3 separate regions of the Homo sapiens genome follow, and regions 1 and 2 are each linked to region 3. Evidence: read pairs that join two places in POLR2A ChIA-PET (ENCODE). Cell type or tissue: PC-9. All regions are shown on one strand.

Evidence for each region. ChIA-PET counts read pairs that join two places held together with the same protein. Peaks named below come from ENCODE experiments on the same cell type or tissue, not always from the same donor. Only the 100,000 strongest peaks of a DNase experiment are listed, where the experiment ranks them.
Region 1: POLR2A ChIA-PET joins it to region 3 with 11 read pairs; 4 of 35 experiments call an interaction of 5 or more read pairs at or near these places.
Region 2: POLR2A ChIA-PET joins it to region 3 with 13 read pairs; 2 of 35 experiments call an interaction of 5 or more read pairs at or near these places.

The regions. Positions count from the first base shown.
Region 1 is chr12:12,602,505-12,610,504 of GRCh38, reverse strand. No RefSeq gene overlaps it. Among named protein-coding and RNA genes, the nearest start is that of CREBL2, 5.4 kb to the left of the region's middle. RefSeq lists a silencer at 1,956-2,174. In PC-9, a CTCF peak has its summit at 1,634; a DNase peak (open chromatin) is centred at 3,204; H3K27ac peaks cover 1,268 bases.
Region 2 is chr12:13,160,876-13,168,875 of GRCh38, reverse strand. No RefSeq gene overlaps it. Among named protein-coding and RNA genes, the nearest start is that of EMP1, 32 kb to the left of the region's middle. RefSeq lists enhancers at 3,007-3,301, 2,431-3,630. In PC-9, CTCF peaks have their summits at 7,338 and 7,538; DNase peaks (open chromatin) are centred at 1,475, 3,195 and 4,775; H3K4me3 peaks cover 517 bases; H3K27ac peaks cover 5,682 bases.
Region 3 is chr12:12,799,542-12,807,541 of GRCh38, reverse strand. No RefSeq gene overlaps it. Among named protein-coding and RNA genes, the nearest start is that of DDX47, 9.8 kb to the left of the region's middle. RefSeq lists enhancers at 2,414-3,613, 4,144-4,644. In PC-9, no CTCF peak of the experiment used is centred here; DNase peaks (open chromatin) are centred at 2,871, 3,361, 4,131, 6,961 and 1 weaker place; H3K4me3 peaks cover 1,617 bases; H3K27ac peaks cover 8,000 bases.

The sequences.
Region 1 (8,000 bases), 200 kb after region 3:
GCACATCTAAATAGACCAAAAAATCCATTAGTGGTTGCCAAGGGCTAGGGTTGAAGAATGGCAGGGATGGAGGGATCCTGGAAAGGAGAGTGACGGTTAATGAGTACTGGGTTTCTTTTTGAGGTGATGAAAATGATCTAAAATTCAGCCGGGCATGGTGGCTCACGCCTGTAATCCCAGCACTTTGGGAGGCCGAGGTGGGCTGATCACCTGAGGTCAGGAGTTCGAGACCAGCCTGACCAACATGGAGAAACCCATCTCTACTAAAAATACAAAGTTGGCCAGGCCTGGGAGAGCATACCTGTAATCCCAGCTACGTGGGAGGCTGAGGCAGGAGAATGGCTTAAACCCAGGAGGCGGAGGTTGCAGTGAGTTGAGACCGTGCCATTGCACTCCAGCCTGAGCAACAAGAGCGAAACTCCGACTCAAAAAAAAAAAAAAAAAAAAAGAAGAAAAGAAAATTATCTAAAATTGATTTTGGTGATGGTTGCACATCCTGTGAATATATTAAAAACCACTAAATTGTAGTTTAACTGTAGTTAAACCACTTTAAATGAGTGGATTATATCTCAATAAAGTTATTTTAAAAATAACTGGCTGTGTCCTCATTTAATAAAGTCAGTGAGCTTGTTTTTACTGTTGTTTTTGTTTTGGCCTACCTCGGGCCTTTGAGAACTTGACAAAGATTGCATATTTGTCAATGCTGCTCCTGAAGAGCCCTTTGGCTCACACCTTTTCAAAGACTCACAAAGTGCTTTCTCAACCCTTGCAAAATCCAACTGAGGTAGAGTTCTCAGATTTAGCAATATAGACACAGAATACTCAATTACATTCGAATTTCAGATAAACCGCAAATACTCTTTTAGGAAAGTGTGTCCCATGCAACTTTTTTTTTTTTTTTTGAGACAGAGTTTCGCTCTGTCACCCAGGCTGGAGTGCAGTGGTGCAATCTCGGCTCATTACAGCCTCTGCCTCCCAGGTTCATGCCATTCTCCTGCCTCAGCCTCCCGAGTAGCTGGGACTACAGGCGCCCACCACCACGCCCAGCTAATTTTTGTATTTTTAGTACAGACTGGGTTTCACCGTGTTATCTAGGATGGTCTCTATCTCCTGACCTCGTGATCCGCCCGCCTCGGCCTCCCAAAGTGCTGGAATTACAGGCATGAGCCACTGCACCTAGTAGGTGTATTAACTTCTAAAATTACAGTGTAAATCCTCAAGGACTTTATAATCCAGGAGGTGACATACAGAAAACTTAGACCATTCACTAAACAAAGCATCTGGTAAAAAATAATACAGATCAAGTTTAATATCTATGTGGTGATAAGTTGAAGGTAAGAGGATGTAAAACTTATGGTGGGCAGGGAAAGCTGCGCATCAGACTGATTAGAAGAGCAAACACAGCAAAGTGTTTTTTAAATGGTTAGGGGAAGAATGTGCTCTCAGCATCCTGGATGTGTTCTATATCTACGGTTCTCAATCTTTTTTTCCTATATCATCTTCTCAAAAGGAACCTCCAAGGCATGCAATTCCTTTAAAAAACACATACATTTCTCCTCTCTTCACTCCCTCCCCAACAGTCACAAACACATTTCATATACTCTCAGACACCCCACATAGAGGCACTGTTGGCCTATGTTGCATCAAGCCTCTGTCACTGCTATGGAGTTTCTTGTAGTAACTTTCTAAGTAGCATGGTGCACACCCACTCCTAATGGGTCTGCATGCCTCCATGCCCTCATCTATCTGTCTGCCTCCTGGTCCCCTTACCGCTGGGCACAGGTGTCTAAACAGAGCCAAGATGATCATGTTACTCCCTGGGCCACATGGGTCTTCTTGGGCTCATATCCCCTGGGGAACATCACAGAGAAAGAATGCTCATTAAAATAGCTTGTTAGGCCCAAGCTGGCTTTCCATTTAGTTTGACACTTTTTTTTTTCTTTTTTGAGGTGGAGTCTAGCTCTGTTGCCAGGATGGAGTGCAGTGGCATGATCTCAGCTCACTGCAACCTCTGCCTCCCGGGTTCAAGCAATCCTCCTACCTCAGACTCCCAAGTAGCTGGGATTATAGGCATGTGCCAGCATGCCCAGCTAATTTTTGTATTTTTAGTAGGGACAGGGTTTCACCATGTTGGCCAGGATGGTCTCAATCTCCTGACCTCAGGTGATCGGCCCACCTTGGCCTCCCAAAGTGTTGGGATTACAGGTGTGAGCCACTGCACCTGGCCAGTTTGACATGTTTGAGTCTGAAAAATTTTAAAACTGTCCAACCCTTTCCAAACATCCATTGGAAATTAAAAATGTCTGATGCAATTCTGGAAATTTTTGCTAGATCCATCTCCAATAAAATCTAGAAATAGCAATAATTTTTTTTAAAGGCCTACCAAGGAAAAGACAAAGATGGGCCGGGTGTGGTGGCTCACGCCTGTAATCCCAGCACTTTGGGAGGCTGAGGCAGGCAGATCACGAGGTCAGGAGATCGAGACCATCCTGGCTAACACGGTGAACCCCATCTCTACTAAAAATACAAAAAATTAGCCAGGCATGGTGGCAGTCCCCTGTAGTCCCAGCTACTCGGGAGGCTGAGGCAGGAGAATGGCGTGAACCCAGGAGGCAGAGCTTGCAGTGAGCCGAGATTGCACTACTGCACTCCAGCCTGGGTGACAGAGCGAGACTCCATCTCAAAAAAAAAAAAAAGACAAAGATGGCCATGAAATCTACCATGGTAACTTCTGACGCATCTTACCACACATCCTAAACTTGGGGAAGAAGGTATTCTAGAGTCATCCTAGAAATGCCCATTCATAACTTCTCTGTCTTTGGCTTGTCTTTTCAAAGAATTGATCATCCATGGCTGGGTGATAAAAAGTTTTAAATGCAGCATGGTTCGTACAGTGAATTTGAGGATAGTTCAAATCATGACACAGAGACTGAGAAAGGAAAGGAGAAAAACTATTCAAAGTAAAAAACAAACCACTAATTGAAGAAAGGTAGGGGGTGGCATGAGATTAAGTGAGGAGGGTAAGGGAACAAAAATTAACCTTATTATAGAAACCACAAACGAGGCGAACAGTACAATATTCTACATTCAGGAATGCCATGGCTACGTTGATATGTAAATCTGGCACTTGAACAAAAGAGTAATTATTGCTGCTAATATGGTAATCCTCAGAGGTACAGAGAAAAAGTGGGTGGGTCATGTGAAATTCATGAAATGCTTGAGGTGAACTCACTGTCGAAGTATTAGTCATGTTTTGTTTTGTGTGTGGTTTTTTCCAATTTATTTTATAGATAAGTCTTCCTCTGTACTTTTCGTTTTCTAAAAGTTTAGCTTATTTTCAAAAGGCTATAAAATACTCTATTGGAAACGTTTGTTTTTGTTCTAAAGGCATTTTGCAACATGCCTCCCCTCCTTTGGCCTACACGGACAAATATGCCTACATTTGCATACAGCACAGTACCTATTTACTCTCTGTATTGGTTAGAAAGTTCAGAGACAACAGTCAAAAGGAACATTTTCAGACTGAGCACATAACTCAGCCTCCAGCTTGTTAGCAGGAGCAAAATAAATAAATAAAGCCAAGAAGTACTGAAGCAGTCTGTTGACAAGGAAAAAGAGACCCAATCAGCATAAAAATAAGGAAGAGAAAATGAAGCTCAAGGAACTAAAACCTTCCAAGCTCAAACTTTCCCTCACCTCTTCCCCTTCACCAACATACTAAAAGCTTCCCTTCAAATGCAACACCAGTAGTTCTTGATACTGTACTATTTACTCTTTTCTGCTTAAAATACTGTTGTTGTTTCTTTCTTTCTTTTTTTTTTTTTTTGAGATGGAGTCTTCACTCTGTCGCCCAGGCTGGAGTGCAGTGGTGTGATCTCGACTCACTGCAACCTCTGCCTCCCAGGTTCAAGCGATTCTCCTGCCTCAGCCTCCCGAGTAGCTGGGATTACAATGTGTCACCACACCCAGCTAATTTTTGTACTTTTAGTAGAGACGGGCTTTCACCATGTTGGCCAACCTGGTCTCAAACTCCCGACCTCAGGTGATCCACCTGCCTTGGCCTCCCAAAGTGCTGGAATTACAGGCCACCGTGCCTGGCCTACTGTTGCTGTTTCTAAGCCATATACGTCCCTCGCCCAGTGAGAAAGAATAAAATGCGCCCTTATTTGAGGAAATAATAGAAAATGTATTTATTTGGCCAATAAGCAACTGTTTAAAACTGAGCAACCCTTTGTAAGAGAGGGCTTTCCAAGCATCCCTATTAGTCATTTACACTTTAGTATGGATATGCTTCTTTTTCTCTTACCTGCTCCCTAAATATTAATTTAACACAGGGTTTACATGGGGGAGAAAAGAGGAATATATGGTTTTGGAGGATGGATGTTATAAGAGGGGGAAGATCTGAGTAGATCTGATTGCTGTGGTTGGGCTTTCAGCATTTGAAGAGCAGCAAGTAGAAACTGGATACCCATGGGGGTTAGGGTCGGGGAGGTAGGAGAGAGCTGAGAAAGTATAGTCCAGTACCTTCTTTAACAATTCTCGGCCAGCCACGGTGGCTCACCCCTGTAATCCCAGCACTTTGGGAGGCTGAGACGGGCGGATCACGAGGTCAGGAGATGGAGACCATCCTGGCTAACACGGTGAAACCCCGTCTCTACTAAAAATACAAAAAATTAGCTGGGCGTGGTGACGGCCGCCTGTAGTCCCAGCTACTTGGGAGGCTGAGGCAGGAGAATGGCATGAACCCAGGAGGCAGATCTGGCAGTGAGCCGAGATTGCGCCACTGCACTCCAGCCTGGGCGACAGAGCGAGACTCCGTCTCAAAAAAAAACAAAAAACAAACAACCCGAAAAAATAAAACCAATTCTCCCTTCTGTTCCTTTCTGTCCAAAAGGAGTAATTTTCAGTTGTACCTTAGATTTCTGGTGTTAAGATTGAGTGCCACGGCGTTCATTCAAGGGGCTTATAAATCCTTCCAGTCCTTTCCCCAGGGCCACTAACACTTCAAATTCCCAGGTGTCCCTAATTTGAGAGTAACCTTCTGAGAATAGCATTAGACCCTGGCTGTCCCCTCCCTGCCAATAAACCTAATATTCCTTTCTCTACCCAGCATTTATGAACCCCTTCACCACCAAGAGCCTGATCATTTAGTTTGGTGGTGGTGGCAGCGGCCGGCGGGACCAAGGGCACCTCCTACGTACACAGGAGGAGTATTTCATTTCTCCTTAATGAAGGCTGTGGCCCTGACCCCTCAGCACTGTCTCCAGTTAGGAACACACCCAAAGCAGTTAATTAGGCAGCCTGGAGAAAACCAGAGATCCACTATAGAAAGGAAGGGATATTTATTGAGGAACAGAAGTCGTCTTTTAAAAAGTGTTTATTTTTGGCAATAAAGAGCACATTTTTCTTCTGCTGCTAAAGAAGAAAAGGTGCCTGGCCCTGTGTGTGTCTGTTGGGTAAACCCTCAGGAGATGACTGCATCAGACCTGCAGATGTCTAAACTTGCTGTAGCACGTTACACTTATCGCTTGAAACGCTTTTTTTAAAAAGCAAGTTTCAGAGTCCACTTTTGAGCTTGTTGTTTCCAGTGTAAGGTTGGTAAGCCCAGCGGTTTTGTTGAATGGAAATCTGACAGGGCTCCTCTTCTGGATCTTGTATTTTTAAGGGAGAAAAGATTGGAACCCTGAGTCGTTAGGAGGAAGTTTGCTTTTGGTACCTGGAAACTTCACAAGAGTAGCAGGGGAACCATTTCTTACTTCATAAATAGCCTTAACTGTTCCATTTTTTGCTTCAATCTTCCCCATTTCTAAGAAAAAAATACAAGGAAATTTACTATTGAAATGCTATCAAACCTACTTATGACCATAAAGATATTTTCGAAAAGCCATAAATATTTATGGGGATTTAAGTGCTAACAACATTTCTTTTCTTCTTTCTTTTTCTTTTTTTTTTTTGATAGAGAGTCTTGCTCTGTCCCCCAGGCTAGAGTACAGTGGCACGGTCTCAGCTCACTGCAACCTCTGCCTCCCTGGTTCAAGCGATTCTCCTGCCTCAGCCTCCTGAGTAGCTGGGATTACCGGTGTGTGCCACCACACCTGGCTAATTTTTGTATTTTTAGTAGAGACAGGGTTTCGCCATGTTGGCCAGCCAGGTTGGTCTTGAACTCCTGACCTCAGGTGATCCACCCACCTCAGCCTCCCAAAGTGCTGGGATTACAGGCGTGAGCCACCGCGCCTGGCCCAACATTTCTTGACTCTAAGTTATATACTGTCTATTGCTAGATGTAAATATCTCTTTCTTTTGGCTTATTTTATAATACTATGGATATTCTGATTTTTCTGTTTGGGATCATATAGTAGTCACACATATTTATTTTTTGACTTATATAATCTACATATTTTAAAGCATAAAAGCATATTTTCAATTCCTTTGACTTTTTTTTTTTTTTTTTTTTTTTTTTTTGAGACAGAGTCTCACTCTGTTGCCCAGGCTGGAGTACAGTGGTGTGATCTCGGCTCACTGCAACCCCCACCTCCCGGGTTCAAACGATTCTCCTGCCTCAGCCTCCCGAGTAGCAGAGATTACAGGCGCCCTTATTGCTTCTCGGCCTTTGGCTAAGATCAAGTATACAGGCGCCCACCACCATGCCCAGCTAATTTCTGTATTTTTAGTAGAAACAGGGTTTTGCCATGTTGGACAGACTGGTCTTGAACTCTTAACCTCAGGTGATCTGCCCCCCTTGGCCTCCCAAAATGTTGGGTTACAGGCGTGAGCCACCGCGCCCAGCCTCCTTTAATTTTAAAAGGCTTCCTTCATCTGTATAGAAAGATTTCCATCGTAGGCTTTATCTTTAAATCTTTCTGCTTGTACAAAGAATTGTTCTCCAAAACATTTGTTTAAATCTGAAGGTAGTTAATGTCATTCTTTGGTTAATTCAATGTTACATGAACAACATAGCACCTAATATTTTGTGATAAATTATAAAATTTTTAGTGATAATACCAGTTAATGGTTTCCAAAAATGTTCATGTGAATATTATCTCTTGTAGGAATGAAGGTGTTGTCACTTAGAATCTAACCTAACATGCTATTTCTGTCACCAACAACAGTTCTTTGTTAGAGGGCATAGTTGTTCTAGCTAATGTTTTATATATATATATATACATTTTTTTTTTGAGATGGAGTTTCGCTTTTGTTGCCCAGGCTGGAGTGCAATGGTGCATCTCGGCTCAACACAACCTCTACCTCCCAGGTTCAAGCAATTGTTCTGCCTGAGCCTCCCGAGTAGCTAGGATTACAGGCATGAGTCACCATGCCTGGCTAATTTTGTATTTTTAGTAGAGACGGGGTTTCTCCATGTTGGTCAGGCTGGTCTTGAACTCCCAACCTCAGGTTATCCACCCGCCTTGGCCTCCCAAAGTGCTGGGATTACAGGCATGAGCCACTGCGCTCAGCCATCCCTAAAAGTTTGATAAATTTTGCTTAGTAGCCACTTTTGGCTCTGTTATGCATATATGTGTCCAGGCTGGAGTGCAGTGGCACAATCATAGTTTACTGTAACCTCAAACTCTTGGGCTTCAGTGTTCCTCAGTGATCCTTCTGCCTCAGTCTCCCAAGTAGATGGGCTAATATGCCCAGCATTAAAAAAAAAAAAAAATTGTAGAGGAGGTGGGGGTTGGGTAATGGAATCTCACCATGTTGCCCAGGCTGGTCTCCACTTCCTGGCCTTCAAGTGATCCTCTCACCTCAGGCTGCCGGTAAAGACTTTTTTTTTTTTTTTTTTTTGAGGCAGAGTCTCACACTCTGTCACCTAGGCTGGAGTGCAAGTGGTGTGATGTCCACTCACTGCAACCTCCGCCTCCCAGGTTCAAGAGATTCTCCTGCCTCAGCCTCCCGAGTAGCTGGGATTACAGGCGCCCGCCACTATGCTTGGCTAATTTTTTTTTCGTATTTTTAGTAGAGATGGGGTTTCACCATCTTGGCCAGGCTGGTCTCAAACT
Region 2 (8,000 bases), 360 kb before region 3:
GGCACACGTAAAACCTCTTTCAATATTCTCTTAGAAGAAGTACTCCAGGAAGAAGTGAAATACATACAAGGGAATACTATGAGACTTATTTTTATTAAGAGTAAATAAATAAATACCATATAATTTTAATTTCTTTCTAAAAAAGAAGCAAAAGTGGAAGTTAGATTTAGAGAAGTAAAAGAATCACTAACCATACAGCAGATGCTCTCCAAAAAGACCAAAAAAAATGAAAGGGGAAAATACTTAAGGAAATAAATATTATTTCTTAGAATTAAAGAAAATGAGAGACTTCAATTGGGAAGACTTATGGAATGTTGTACAACACAGATGGGGAGAATGGTCCACACCTAGACACATTATAGTGAATTTATAAAGTACCAAAACTGGCAGAAGAAGAAATTGAAGGTTTGCATAGATAACCATTATAGAAATTAAAAAAGTAATCAGTTGACAAGGCTATTAAGTATAATCTCGCTTCCAAAACTGGATAAGAACAATACCCGAAAAATTATAGTATCTACATACATAGATAATTATATATCTAATATATGCAAAAACTCCTGCAAATCAACATGAAAAAGACTGGAGACCCCAAAGAACAATGGCAAAACATGTAATACACAAATTAGAGAATAGATAACAAGTAAGAGATGAGATATGTAACCCTCCTAGAAATCAGAAAAACACAAATTTAAAAACAATGATATACTATTTTACACACACCCAGTATACAAAGATTAGAAAGCCAGGTAATAGCAAGTTCTGGAGAAGATTCCAGGAAACAGGCTCATTCATTCACTGCTGGAGCGCAGCCATTCTGGAGAGCAACCAGGGAGTATTTAGTGAAATGAAGTACTCCTATGCCTTATGGCCCAACGATCCCACAGGCTGGTATACGCCCAGAGAAGCTCTTGCCAAAGCCATAGGGGCACATGCACGGGGTTCTTGTTCTGTCATTAGAATGCCATGAGTGAGTCAGGGGTACAGGTAGAGTGTGGAATAGGGAAGGGAGGTACAGAAGGGAAATGGAAGTGAAGATAAGGGATGAAAGGAAAAAAGCAAATGACCAAAATAAAACCAGAATGTGACCTTACACAGCCTACTAACAACAGTGTGGCTGAGGAATGTGTTTAGCTTGGCTGTCTGCATCTGAGGGTCCACAAAACAAAAATCACCACATGCAAGCATTGATTTACCACCTGATATCCTATCCTGGGTCAGGGAACTGGGTCAGGGAATTGGTGGTAGAAAAATAAATGAGCAGCTTCTGCCAGGCTTTGACTGAAGAGATGAGCTGGGGAATAGATGTGGCCTCCCAACAGGCTTCTTTCCTCACCTCTCCATTCATCTGGCCTAGTGGGAAAAAGAGAAGGCCTCACCCTCTATAAATAAACCCCTCCCTGGCCCTCAGTAATCTCTCCAGGTTTAGTTCATCCCAAGGCTGCAAGCCCGTTTCCCACCCAGACATCATTTCCTTCCACAGAGCCTTTGTGGAGCGGGTTCCTCAACCTGTGAGTCATCCCTGCCCATTTCACCCTGGAGTCAAACTGGATCAGTGTTGGGATTTGTCACCTGCACTCACTAGAGCATGGCCACAGCCATCTCCAAGCCTCTGACCTGCGTGTGCAGGAAGGGCTAAGGAACCAGGCAGAGGTGAAAGCCTGCGTTTCCCAGGGAAAAGAAATTACTCTAACATCAATAACATCTATCTCTCCTAGGTAATCAAACTGAGCACCTGGATAAAGAAACCCCACCTCCCACAGTCCCAATAAGGACCGGAAATTGGCTTGTTGAAGTGACGCAGGAAAATGGAGCCGGCAGTGCAAAGGTGAACTCTAAGAGCTGGTGAAGTTACAAGGAATAGGTTTTAGTAGAAACATTGCTGGCCCCTTTTTCTCTGGCACATGCCTGCACCAGACATCTCTTTTAGGACCAAATCCTCTGTTACCCCTAGATTCCTATTTCATGGATCCTGCCTCTTATCCGGTTCCCTGGCTCAGAGACACACACTGAGCCATCTCCTGTGACCTACTTGGAAGGGGGACCCGCATCCTGGACTTCTCAAGACTTCACCCAGACCGTAAAGTGGCCCTAAGCCCTTTCCAGCTTGCTTGTTCTTAGGTACCAAATAGATAGTCAGTTTGTGGCACTCATTAAGCTTATGCTGTGGACAGAGCAGTGTAGTGAGGCCTTATGGAGAAAAACAATAGAAATAGAAGTTTTGGTCCCTCAGAGTATGTGAGTGAGTGTCAATGGGCCAACCTGTTAAATGCAAGCCATTATCCTCAGCACTTTCATATACATTCCTTCATTTATCTTCACAGTGACTCCAGGAGTTAGAGCCTCATTTTCTGATTTCCAGAGGAATAATCTGAACCTCTCCGAGATTGAGGAACCTGCCTCAAGTAACGGCTGGTAAGTGACATATCCAGGATTCCTGACTCCGAGGCCACAGCGCTTTTCACAACACCACAGTTGCATTAAAGAGAATCCATCCCACCTGCAAATACAGAGCACTGTGCCCTGAAATAGACTCAAAAGCGTTTTCAAAATAGCACATCAATAAGAACAAACGCATTAGAAAATAAACTCTGAGCCTGTGTGTTCTGGTCTCTTCTGTAGAAAGGAGGGGTTCAACAGTGAAAGATTCCTAAAAGAGGTAAATTTGAAACCTAGTTTGAAAGAACAGAGGCTACAGATAGGCAGAGAAGAGAAAATAAAGTTGGAATTAGCATCTTCTCTTAAGGTTATGTAGACATTCCTGCCATTGTGGAACAAATTTTCCACTCTGTCTACCAAAGTAAGAGGAATTATGCTTAAACATGGCAGGGTGGATTCAGGTTAGCATAAAAGACATTTCTGGTGATGAGGTGGTTAAATACCAAACTATTTCATTAAAGGAAGTGGTGAAATGTAGATTGTTTTTTTCCCCTCAGATGACTTTGGCTTACTCCTGGAGACAGGAGATGAACACAGCAACTCTGCAGACATCAACTGAAAACGGCAATTCTGGGGTTATAAGATAACTTTATTATGCTCATATAAAAAGGGTTCAGGGCAACCTGTATAATAACAAACTATTGCTCATCCCTAGACCCTCCCAAAGAGCCACTGCAAAGTAGTTTCTCACCTTTCCCATACCCTGACAAGCAGGAACCAGAAAGGGCCTGAGTCACCAGGTCACGTGACTGAAAGTGCAGCTGGGGCCTCTGTCTGCACTTGGCATGGCCGCATGAAACCAAAATTGCCTGTGCCCTGCAAGCTGAAGAGCACCAAGCAGTTACAGGTTATGTCAGGAAACCCAGGGCTGCCATCCAACTGCTGGAGCCGTCCCTGTTTGCAATGGAAGAAAAGGGTATTTGCAATTGCTCCTTCCCCACACTGTGGCTGCTGTTCAGGTGTTAGTTTCAGTTAGTTAGTTAGTTAGTTAGTTAGTTAGTTAGTTAGTTAGTTAGTTAGCTAGCTAGCTGGTTGGTTAGGTAGTTAATTGGCTAGTTGGTTAGTTAGGTGGTTAGTTAGCTGGTTGGTTAGTTAGTTAGCTAGTTTTGCAAATAGTATAAGGGCATGCTCCATCCCTAAGAAAATGATGCTTTTTCACAGACCTATTAATGATTGAACTGCCCCTTCAGGAAGGCAGGCCTTGAACCAGAAGTCCCCAAGAAGAAACTCTTCCCTTCCTGCTCTAATGATTTCCATTTTCCTAAGAATCCTGGACTCAGAGACTATTCGAGTTAGTAAGACCTTAGGCATTTATTTCAGTCTCGTTGTTTTCCAGGAAAGGAAGCTCAAGCCTAAAGGGATGAAGTGACTTGCCCAAGGTCACACATCTGGTCAGTGCCCTTCACCTGGGGTGAACCTTCACACATCCAAGGTGAAGACGAAGGAAGTCAGCCGTTTCCCTCTTGTGTTTCAAGCAATGAAGTTTGCTTAAGATTGGTGAATGTAGTCTTAGACATTTCTCCTTCCTCTTCATGCCCCACATACCAACACCACCAAACACATAACAATTGCCTGCTCTGCTTCTCTTTTCATGGGAAGATTTTCAATCTATAGGCACCATCAGTTCCTTCTAGCAGAAATGGAAATGGCTTCCTGACCCACGGACGGAGGTGGCTACCTTTGGCAACTCAGGCGGGATGGCTAATACAGGTGTTTTTCGTCATTCTCATCTCCCAAACCCCAGAGCCCACCTTCTCACCACCAAAGGAGATCAGTCAGATGCAGACCATGTGAGATGGCTGGAAGAGCCCGGGTTTTCAAATCAGCAGCCCTAGATACCATTAACTGCATGGCCTCTCTAGAGGCGCTTAGTGATTGGCATCTCTAAATTGGAGATGAAAATGCCGTGGTGCCATGAGAATGGAATGAGATCATATTTGGGGAAAGCCCTTTGGAAATGGTTATGAGAGGAAATGCCAGGGATTTTCATTACTGGCTTCAGGCTGCCCTAGGCTTGACCATGCAGTCGAGTTCACAGCCCAAAGGAAGGGTGTCTGCAGCTGGGCTGGGCCAGAGGTGGGGCTGGAGATTGGAAATGTGGGTTCCTCCACCTGTGTACATAAGAAAGCGCCTCTTCCAACAGCCCTCAGAGAGGGGCATGGACAGGGCCAGCAGTAGCCCAACTCCCAGAACGCAGCTGCCATGTGTCAGCCCTGAAGCTACCTTTTTTTCTCCTTTTTTTTTTTTTTTTTTTTTTTTTTTTGGTTCTCATAGGTCTGGAGCATTTGAAAGGGGCTGGTTCACTACTGGCCTGGCAGACAGGCAGCTTGCTCCAGGGCAACAACTCATGTTTTTCCCCAGTGTGAGCTTGTGCAAGTGGAGAATGCTGGGAATGTGAAGCCTGTTCCCTATTACTCCACTTCCTTTGCGCACTCAGTTTCCCCTCCCTCCTCAATTTCTTCCGCAGTCTTGATGAGAAATGATAGTCTCAGAGAGAGAGCAAGCTCTTTTACTCAAGTTAGCCACACCACCTATTTCATCTCTTCTGGAAAACTCCTCCCTCAATAAGCACGGCTGGCCCTGTATACTCCCTTTTCCCATTCAACTGCACCTTCAATTTCTCCTGTCCACAGACTTCCTCTGTGTTTATAAGCATGTACAGACTTCTAATAACTCGAGAAATGTTCCTTGATGTCTCCTCCACCATTCACTCTACTTACAATCCTATTCATATTTGCTTGCCATTGCCACACTTCTTCAATCAGTGGTCTGTACAAGCAGTCTCTTCTTTCCCGAAAATCAGTATTTTGTCCCACTTCGTGTTCTATAGAAACTCTACTCCCAGAGGTCAATGAGGAATTGTCTAAAGGTCAATGCCTAATTTTTGGTCTTCGTTCTTCCTCTGCAATGTTGATGTTCCATTCAGTGGGATCCACTTCTCCTCTGGCTTCTGTGACAGTACTCAACCCTCATGTCATCCCCGTCTGCTGCTCTGTCACCTTAATCAACTCCTCTTCTCTTTACTGCCTCCTTCAATAGACATGTGTCAATATGAAGTTCCCAGGGCCTCTGCTATTCTGTTTATTCTGTTTCTCTAGTTAATTCCACTTTCTTAAATGGATGGCTTTTCATTTTGAAAGCGTGTCCCAAATCTGTATCTCCGTATATGACTACTCTGACCTGCAAACGCCTATTGGATATGTTCCTCAGGGTCTTCGTAGTTATTTGATATATCTAAAATTAAATTCATCATCTTTCTGGATTCCCTGTTTCTGTTAATAATACTTCTCTCTCAATTACTCATTTGGAAGCTAAGCTTGAAAACCATTCCTAATTCCTTCACCTGTTTCATCCCCATGTTCAGTCAATCACCAAGTAAGTCAGCTCTTCTTTCTAACAAGTAAAAAGGAGAGTTCTAAAGCAATCTCCTTTCCTCCTTACTCATTTTATTTCTACTGACTTCACCCTCCATAGTTCAGATAAATTGTTTTTTTATTCATTCATTTAACAACTATGCATATATATCAAGTGTCTACTCTGAGCCAGGCTTTGTGCTAGGAATTAGGTAAGCAAAAACAGACTCAGACTTTCCCGATTCCAGCAACAGAATTTATAACCTGGGAGAAGAGACAAGCATCGCTCAGGAAAACTCTAATGAAAATAGAGCTATACACTGAAATTAGTACTCCTGAAAGAGAAGAACACAATTAAGGATTGAAACATCAAGTATGAGTAGAAATTGACTAGACAAATGGAGGTGTCCTGCTCAGAAGAGGAAGAAAGTTGCTTACTGATGGAACAATTTATTCTAAGACTATTTGGTTAAAAGGAATATAGGAGGTTCAGGAAACAGAGAGGCCAATGAGGCTGGAGCTGAGAGGGCAAGGGGTAAGATGAGACTGGAGAAGAAAGAAAGGGACAGACTATGTCAGGTCTAGTCAACCAAGGTAAGGTATTTGGTTGGACTCCATCCTAAGATCAATGAGGAGCAAAGGAAGAGTTGTTACTATTGCTCACTTTGACAGTAGCCACGGCCTCCTGCTGAGATTCTGGCTTTCCTTACTCCAATCTGTGTTGCATGTCATCACAAGCGTTTTCATGGGATAATCTGCTAATCTATCTCTCTACGTTTACTTCCCAACATCATCTTACACAATGTATACATCATAGCTAACCGGTCTACCCTTTGGTCCCTGGGCTATCTTGTGCTTTCCTGACCCTGAGATTTTGCTCACCTCCCATAGCCTCCTCTGCTTCAACTGCTGTCTACCACTCCCCTCTATCTCATGCCTGCCCCCTCATTGAAGGAATCATTTAAATCCAATATTTTCTGGAAATCATAAACCTAACTTAAACATGACTCTCCGTGCTTTCAATAACCATGATACTTATATTGCAAGAGCCTGGGCTTTAGGGCCACGGAGTCTTGGTTTGAGTGCTGATTTTGAGCAAATCACTTATTTCTGGAAGCCTCAGATATCTAATATATAAAATGGATAAAATTATTGTACTTATCATATAGAGTTGTTGGGAGAATTAAATCAGAATACATTTCTGAAGCATCTAAAAGAATACCTGGCACATAGCAAACACTGAATACATGTTACTTACAGGCCCCCTTCTCATTCTCTTACTTTTCAAAAGAAATGATAGGCTTTCTGAAGAAAGGGACTATGTGTTATTTATCTTTATTTCTACACCTGACATAATAGATCTCCAACCCATAACATTGAAGGATTGAAGATGTTGAATGAATGCTGAAAAATGTTAGAGAATTGTTTAATGATGTGGAATGCAATATTAGAAAATCTTTTCATTAACACACCACATTAGTAGATTAAAGGGAGAAATCTGATCATCTCATAGATGGAAAACAGCCAAAATTTAACTTTGTCATGAAAAACATCTTATCAACAGTAAAACATTTATGCCTATCCAATGAAGAAAAAAGAAAAAACGTAACAGTCTTAATCTCAAAAGTGTATTCACTAAAACACTATAGGTAACATTATATTCGATGGTAAAATCTTAAAAGCAATTGCATTAAAGTCAGGAGTAAGACAATAATGCTTATATCAACATTTCCAGTCAGTCCTAGACAGTGAAATAAGACAAGGATTAGAAAAAGAAATGCACAAAGTAAAAAAAAGAATTTACAAAACTGCCCCTACTGGCAGAGGAGAGGAGTGTCTATAGAAAATCTACATTAAAAATGAATATTGGCCAGGCACGGTGGCTCATGCCTGTAATCCCAGCACTTTGGGAGGGCAAGTCGGACAGCTCACTTGAGGTCAGGAGTTCGAAACCAGCTGGCCAACATGGCGAAACCCCGTCTCTACTAAAAATACAAAAATTAGCCAGGTGTGGTGGCGGACGCCTGTACTCCCAGCTACTCTAGAGACTGAGGCATGAGACTCACTTGAACCTGAGAGGTGGAGGTTGCAGTGAGCGGAAACCATGCCACTGTGCTCTAGCCTGGCTGACAGAACAAGACTCTGTCTCAAAAAAAAAAAAAAAAGAGTATCAGTAAAATTAATAAAAGCTTTCAGCAATGTTATTAG
Region 3 (8,000 bases):
CAGCTAATTTTTGTACTTTTAGTAGAGGTGGGATTTCACCATGTTGGCCAGGGTAGTCTCAAGCTCCTGATCTCAAGTGATCCACCTGCTTCAGTCTCCCAAAGTGCTGGGATTACAGGCATAAGCCACCGCGCCCTGCCCTGGCCTTCTTTTGATTTTGAAAGAAATGAAAACCTGTTTTTGGAGATATGTAAAAGCATTGTGGCTCTAGGCATTCTGTCTACGGCACCCCACAGATAAGGGAAGGGTGTGAGGAACGTGGAGGAAGCCTGCCCAGGCCAGGAACCCAGGACCACTGTGGAGGTGAGCAGGCTGGGATGTTGGTGGTTCCTGGTGCAAAAGTAAAGTGAGCCCCCAACTTAGGGACAAGAGTTCTGTGGAGGACTCAAACAAAAACTGGTTATCAGTTTCCACACGAAATGGCCGAGAAGTTGCATACCCAGAAGTCTATTTTGGAGGAAGCTAGCTCACTTATGACAAAGTGCCCTTTATTCAAGAAGGAGCCCATGCAAAATGTAATCAGTCAGGAAATTATCTTTAGACTTGTGAGTGGTAACTTGTTATGAATATGTATGTTCAGATGAAGAAAGGACATACACAGATGATGTAATAATGCAGGCAGAGAGAGAAGACAGCAGTCTACATAAAATCTAGAAAAGAGACAGTTCAAGTACAATTTACTTAGTTATCTAACCAATTCTCGTCGAGAGAGAAAAAATAACTAGTCCTTGTTATTTGTTGATTTCTTTTTCTTTTGGCTTTTAATTTGAAACATTTTCTTTTTTTTAATGTTTGTTTGCTTATTTGTTTGTTTGTGTTTTCGAGATGGAGTTTCGCTCTTGTTGCCCAGGCTGGAGTGCAGTAGCGAGATCTCGGCTAACTGCAACCTCAGCCTCCCAGATTCGAGCGATTCCCCTGCCTCAGCCTCCTAAGTAGCTGGGATTACAGGCACGTACCACCACGCCTGGCTAATTTTTGTATTTTTAGTACAGACGGGGTTTCACCATGTTGGCCAGGCTGGTCTCAAACTCCTGACCTCAGGTGATCTGCCCACCTCGGCCTCCCAAAGTGCTGGGATTACAGGCATGAGCCACCATGATCGCTCTTTCCTGTGACTTTTAAACTGAGACTTGAAAGTTGGGCAGCACTTACTAGCTGCGTGGGGTGTAGGGAGTGGTCTACAGATAGAAAGAATCTTCCAAGTTAAGCCCCTACAGTGGAAAAAATCAAATGATGGTTATAGAAATTATAAGGCAGCGATTTATGATAAAGCTGGAAGTACAGTTAGGGACCTGACTAGGACGTGATAGAGCAGGTTAAGGATCTGGGGATGTGGGACTTTATTCTAAGGACAATGAATAGCCGTGGAAGAAATTTCAGCATAGAAGCATTTGAAAAGATTCCTCACTCAGCCGCAGTGGAGAATGGTTTGGATAGTGGAGTGGGATGCAGGAAGATCAGCTAGCAGCTGTTTGAGCAAAAGATGATGGCGTTTTGGAGCAGAGAGGAGACGATGGGGTTGGAGAACAGTGGACACTTAAAGGGTGTATACAGGTTAGATAAATCCTCATGATTGATTTAACATGGAACGTGAAAGCCAGGAATGTGTCGGGGATTCCCAGATTTTTGGCTTCAGCAGGTAGCAAAGTGGCAGAACCATTCACACAGCTAGGAAACACTGGAGGAGGGGCAAATATGTGGAAGGTAAGAGGTCATGTTCAGAAGGTAGTGGCTGTAGTAGGAACCAGGACCTACACTCAGGAGTCCGGTCCAGAGCTCTCTCTTATCACCCTCCCATGCCATCCATCCCTAGTGTGGGCTTTGGGGGATTCTATTTTGTTTTTTGTTTGTTTGTTTGTTTGTTTTGAGATGGAGTCTAGCTCTGTCGCACAGCTGGAGTGCAGTGGCGTGATCTCGGCTCACTGCAACCTCGGTCTCCCGGGTTCAAGCAATTCTCCTGCCTCAGCCTCCCAAGTAGCTGGGATTACAGGCACCTGCCACCACGCCCAGCTAATTTTTGTATCTTTAGTAGAGACGGGGTTTCACTGTGTTGGCCAGACTGGTCTTGATCTCCTGACCTCGTGATCCGCCCACCTCAGCCTCCCAAAGTGCTGGGCCAAGTGTGAGCCACCATGCCCGGCCCTGGTTTGTTATTGTTTTTGTTTTTATCAAGACGAGGTCTCACTGGGTTGCCCAGGTTGGTCTCGAATCTATGAGCTCAAGTGATTCTCCCGCCTCAGCCTCCCAAAGTGCTAGGATTACAGGTGTGAGCCACCATGCCCGGCCCCAAGTCTGTTGATACTACATTGTCACTATGCTATCCCCAGTATGATAAGTGGAAATATCGGTGATAGGCTCGTAACATTTTCAATTAGCTTAAGCCAATTTGTTTTGTCTCCTGCATAGTCTATGCACTTCAAGGGGTGTCTCTTCTGTGGGTAGTTTGTTTTGAGACTCAACTTAGCCATATCTCCCAATCAACATGAAAACTTTAGCATGTGGATTTCTCCCCAACACTTTCTTTTCTCTCCATCTTCTTCATCTCACCTGTTTCTTTCCTGCAGGCTCCACATCAGCAAGTCTTATAGACTCCGCTGCCAAAATTCATCTGGAGTCCCACTACTTCTCTTCCTTTTCCATCACTACCATCATAGTTCAAAATGAATTTTACTGTTGTTTGATTTCCCACCCGACAGCAAGGGTTACCAGAACAGTGACTAGAACACGTCTGTGCTGTGCACTAATGCACTTCCCATTGCCTAGCATAGAATAGGAATTCAGAAAATACTTGCCCAGTGGGTGAGTGAGACTGGTTTGTAGATTAGTCACCTGTGAGTGTGCTTAGCATGAATAAATCCCCAGAGCCTATTTATTTACTAATCATAGGGGTCATAGGGAGTTTCTGAATCTGGGGAAAAAAAAAAAAAAAGAGAGAGAGAGAAACCGACCTAGGAGTGTGGTAATTTAATAAAGCTGTGGCCACTTCCACGGTGGACACCAGCCCGTAGGCAGTGGTTAGGAGCAGCACAGAGGGGCTGGGGTTGGAGGGTGGCAGAAAAGCCAACTTTCCTACCAAACCTGCCGTTTGACCCCTTGAGCTCCTAGACCCACTAGGAATAACAGATTTTTATGTCTAGTGCTCCCAAAAAAATCTGGTGTCTCAGACTGAGAACTAAACTGAAGAGGACAAATGATGTTCCATAATGCAAATAAAATTTATAAGGAACGAGTTTAACCTACAGTCAACAATAAGCAGGAAATTCAAATGCTATGTTACAATCTTACGTAGAAAGCCACGGAGGCTAGGGTTTCAAGGTCAGTTCATGCTATGGGCCAGGTAGTAAAGGAAAGGGCAGCTTTGAGTCATTTCCTGGTTTCCTTGTATTCCCTTCATACAAGTGAGGTTTTTTTTAATGTATACACAATTTTTTTTTGAGACAGTCTCACTTTGTCACCCAGGCTGGAGTGCAGTGGTGCGATCTCAGCTCACTGCAACCTCCACCTCCCGGGCTCAAGAGATTCTCGTGCCTCAGCCTCCTGAGTAGCTGGAATTACAGGCGCGCACTAATTTTTTTTGTATTTTTAGTAGAGACAGGGTTTCTCCACGTTGGCCAGGCTGGTCTCAAACTCCTGGCCTCAAGTGATTTGCCTGCCTCAGCCTCGCAAAGTGCTAGGATTACAGGCATGAGCCATCATACCCAGCCTTAAATGTATACACAATTAAAAAAAAATTACTAGAAATGGAGGTATTTATAAAGTTCCTTGGCAATCCTGATACCATGGCCACAGTGAAATAATGAGTATAATACACAGCAGCTTCCAGCTACACTCAAAATAGAAGCATGTGAATTTCATATAGTAAGTTTGAAATCTAAATGTTTAAAATAAATAAAACGTTAACTGCTATCCTGGACATTTCTCATGCTTGATGATAACCCAACATCTTTTAATTATCTTTTCCAATGATTGGCAAATTTCTCCCATTCTAAGTTCACCTCCTTGAAGGAGAAACCAGAAACTCACTCTCCACCCTCCCTTGCACCTGGGTCCCAGACACATGACTTGGCCTCTGCCAAACAGACACACCCACACCAGAGCTTAGTTCAGACATGAGTCATGCAAGGAAGTAGACACAGGCATTGGCAGAGGTGTCCTGCTTAAGGGGCAATAGCACAAAGGCTGTGATGTCCAGTGCCCGTGCCAGGCGTGCAGTATGAGATGCCCTAGCCTAGCAACAGCAGCAGTGGGGTTTCTGCTGGAGTGGTGATCTCACAACAGGCTGCAGGTGTTGTTCCTGGCTGCATTGCCCTTGAGCCTGACTTTTGCTTTCTTGGAGATTCTGTGAGCTTCCTAACAGACTTTAATAAAGTCCTTCTCTGCTTAACTAGAAGAGGTTCTGCTGTTTGCATCTAAGAACGCTAACAGCTTCTAAAGGAAAAAAAAACTATACTTCTCTGATCTATTTTTTATTTTTTTTGAGATGGAGCCTCACTCTGTGGCCCAGCCTGGAGTGCAGTGGCACAATCTCAGCTCACTGCAACCTCCGCCGCCTGGGTTCAAGCAATTCTCCTTTCTCAGCCTCCTGAGTAGCTGGAATTACAGGTGTGCACCACCACACCCAGCTAATCTTTGTATTTTTAGTAGAGACGGGGTTTCCCCATGTTGGCCAAGCTGGTCTCAAACTCCTGACCTCAGGTGATCCACCCGTCTCAGCTTCCCAAAGTGCTGGAATTATAGGCGTGAGCCACCATGGCCCAGCCTGATCTTTTTTTTTTTTTTTTTTTTTGAGATGAGGTCTCACTATGTTGCCCAGGTTTATCTCAAACTCTTGGGCTTAATTGATCTTCCCACCTCAGCCTCCCGATCACACGTTATGAAAACCTACTCACCAAACTGTCCCTCTGTGGTAGCCTTTCCTTCGTGCTGCCTGGTAAGCCTGTGCGTTTCCTTACTGCATCTTTCTCCCACTTTCCCAAACAACTCTGCTCAGCCTTCCAGTGCACCCTCTCCCGTTGTCACTCTCAGCCTATGGCCTTGCTTCCTATTTCAGTGAAAAAATAAAAAAAACTTCCACAAGTTTCCACTGCCCGTCTTATCACCTATCTGCCTTCCCTCTTGTTCTTGAAGATGTCCTGTCAGTGCCTCTGCCAAATGCAGCCAACCCTCCACATGAGCACCTGGGCTAAATCTCACCCCTTCTTACTTTATCAAGGACATTCCTCTAAAGTCTCTATGTTCTCTCCTGACCCATGAATGTTTCTCTCTCCACTGGATGATTCCCACGGCATCTATACATGCTATTATTTCTTCCTATCTTAAAAAATATTTCTGATGGGGCCGGGCATGGTGGCTCATGCCGGTAATCCCAGCACTTTGGGAGGCCGAGGCGGGCGGATCACAAGGTCAAGAGATCGAGACCATCCTGGACAACATGGTGAAACGCCGTCTCTACTAAAAATACAAAAATTAGCTGGGCATGGTGTCGTGAGCCTGTAGTACCAGCTACTCAGGAGGCTGAGGCAGGGGAATTGCTTGACCTGGGAGGCAGAGGTTGCAGTGAGCCGAGATCACGCCATTGCACTCCAGCCTGGCGACAGAGGGAGACTTCTTCTCAAAAAAAAAAAAAAAAAAAAAAAAAAAATTCTGATGACGCCACATCTCCCTAGAGCTATTGCCCACTTCTCTGTTTCCTTGACAGCCAACTCTTTGTATGAGTTGTCTATGTAGGCTGCCTCCAATTCCTGTCTCTTGAATCCACTTGAGTAAGGCTTTTGCCCATACTATTTCCATGGAAACTTTCCTTTAAGACCCCCATGTGCTAAATCCAATGGTCAATTCTCATTCTTCATCTTACTTGATTCCTTAGCAGCATCCAACTGCCCCTTCCTTAAAAAATCCTTTTGACTTGGGTTTCTTTCTTTCTTTCTTTTTTTGAGACGGAGTCTCACTCTGTCACTAGGCTGGAGTGCAGTGGCACAATCCTGGCTCACTGCAACCTCCACCTCCTGGGTTCAAGCAATTCTCCTGCCTCAGCTTCTCGAGTAGCTGGGACTACAGGCATGTACCATCATGCCCAGATAACTTTTGCATTTTTAGTAGAGATGGGGTTTCACCATCCAGGCTGGTCTCGATCTCTCTCTCTCTCTCTCTTTTTTTTTTTTTTTTTTTTTGAGATGGAGTCTCACTCTGTCACCTAGGCTAGAGTGCAGTGGCGCAATCTTGACACATTGCAACCTCCGTCTCCTGGGTTCAAGCAATTCTCTGTCTTGGCCTCCCGAGTAGCTGGGATTACAGGCACACGCCACCACTCCCGGCTAATTTTTGTATTTTTAATAGAGATGGGGTTTCGCTATCTTGGCCGGTCTGCTCTTGAACTCCTGACCTTGTGATCCGCCTGCCTTGGCCTCCCAAGGTCTCAATCTCTTGACCTAGTGATCCACCCGCCTCGGCCTCCCAAAGTGCTAGAATTACAGGCATGAGCCACCGCGCCCAGCCGACGTGGGTTTCAATACACTGGAGACTCCTGGTTTTTCTCCTGTCTTGCTGGCCACTCCTTCTCAGTCTTCCTAGCTAGTACTTCCTCATTCCCACCCACTCCCCACCCTAAATGTCAGAGTACCCAGGGCTGAATCCTCGGACCTATTCTCTATATTCCCTACTTTCACTCATCTCTTAGTGGCCACATCCAGTCTCATGATTTTTAATACCACCTACTTGCTCAGGATTCTCCAATTGATATCTCCCTTCTAAGTCCTTCCTTGGGTTCCAGACTCATATATTCAGCTGCCTACAGGTATATGTCAGGAATCTCAAACTTAATACCTCTAAAACTCAACTCCTGACTCCACTCCTCCCCAGCGTGTTTCTCCCACAGTCTTCCCCACATCAGGAAATAGCCATGTCATCCTTCTAAATTACTCAAGCCAGGACTCCTCTCTTACACCTCCCACACCCAATCTGTCAACAAGTCCTGCAGGTCTACTTTCATCATACATCTGGAATCTGACTACTTTTCTCCACTCTCAGCTACCAACATTTCTGACCTGGGTCATGGCAGTAGCCTCCTAACTAGTCTTCTTGCCTTGATTCTTACCTCTCAACAGTCAATTCTCAACATAGCAGAAAGGGGTCCTTTGAAAACATAAGTCAGCTGGGCGTGGTGGCTCACGCCTATAATCCTAGCATTTTGGGAGGCTGAGGCAAGTGGATCACTTGAGGCCAGGAGTTGAGGCCAAGAGTTGGGGCCAGGACTTCAAGACCAGCCTGGCCAACATGGCAAAACTCCATCTCTACTAAAAATACAAAAAATGGCTGGGCACAGTGGCTCATGCCTATAATCCCAGCACTTTGGGAGGTGGGTGGATCACCTGAGGTCAGGAGTTTGAGACCAGCCTGGTTAACATGGTGAAACCCCGTTTCTACTAAAAATACAAAAAATTAGCCAGGCCTGGTGGCGTGGACCTATAATCATAGCTACTCAGAAGGCTGAGGCAGGAGAATTGCTTGAACCCAGGAGCTGGAGGTTACAGTGAGCCAAGATGGTGCCACTGCACTCCAGCCTGGGCGACAGAGAGTGAGACTCTATCTAAAAAAAAAAAAAAAAAAAAACACCAAAATAACATAGCGGTCATGCTTCTGCCTCAGAGCCTTTGCACTCTCCGTTTCCTCTGCCTGGAACACTCAGATACCCTCGTGGCTCTCTCCAACACCAACTTCAGCTCTTCACTCAAACATCCCTTGTCATTAAGGACTTCCAGCCCCTCTCCCCCCCAGCACTCCCTCTCCCTTGTCCCTGCTTTGTTTTTCTCCATGGCACTTATCAACATGTGGGAAACAATAACAATGGCCCCCAAGGATGCACATATCCTAATCCCTGGAATGCGTGAACATGTTATCTTACATGGCAATGGGGAATTAGGTTGCAGATAGAGTTAAGGTTGCTAATCATCTGACCTTAAAATAAGGAGATTATTTTGTATTGTCTGAATGGGCCCAATGTA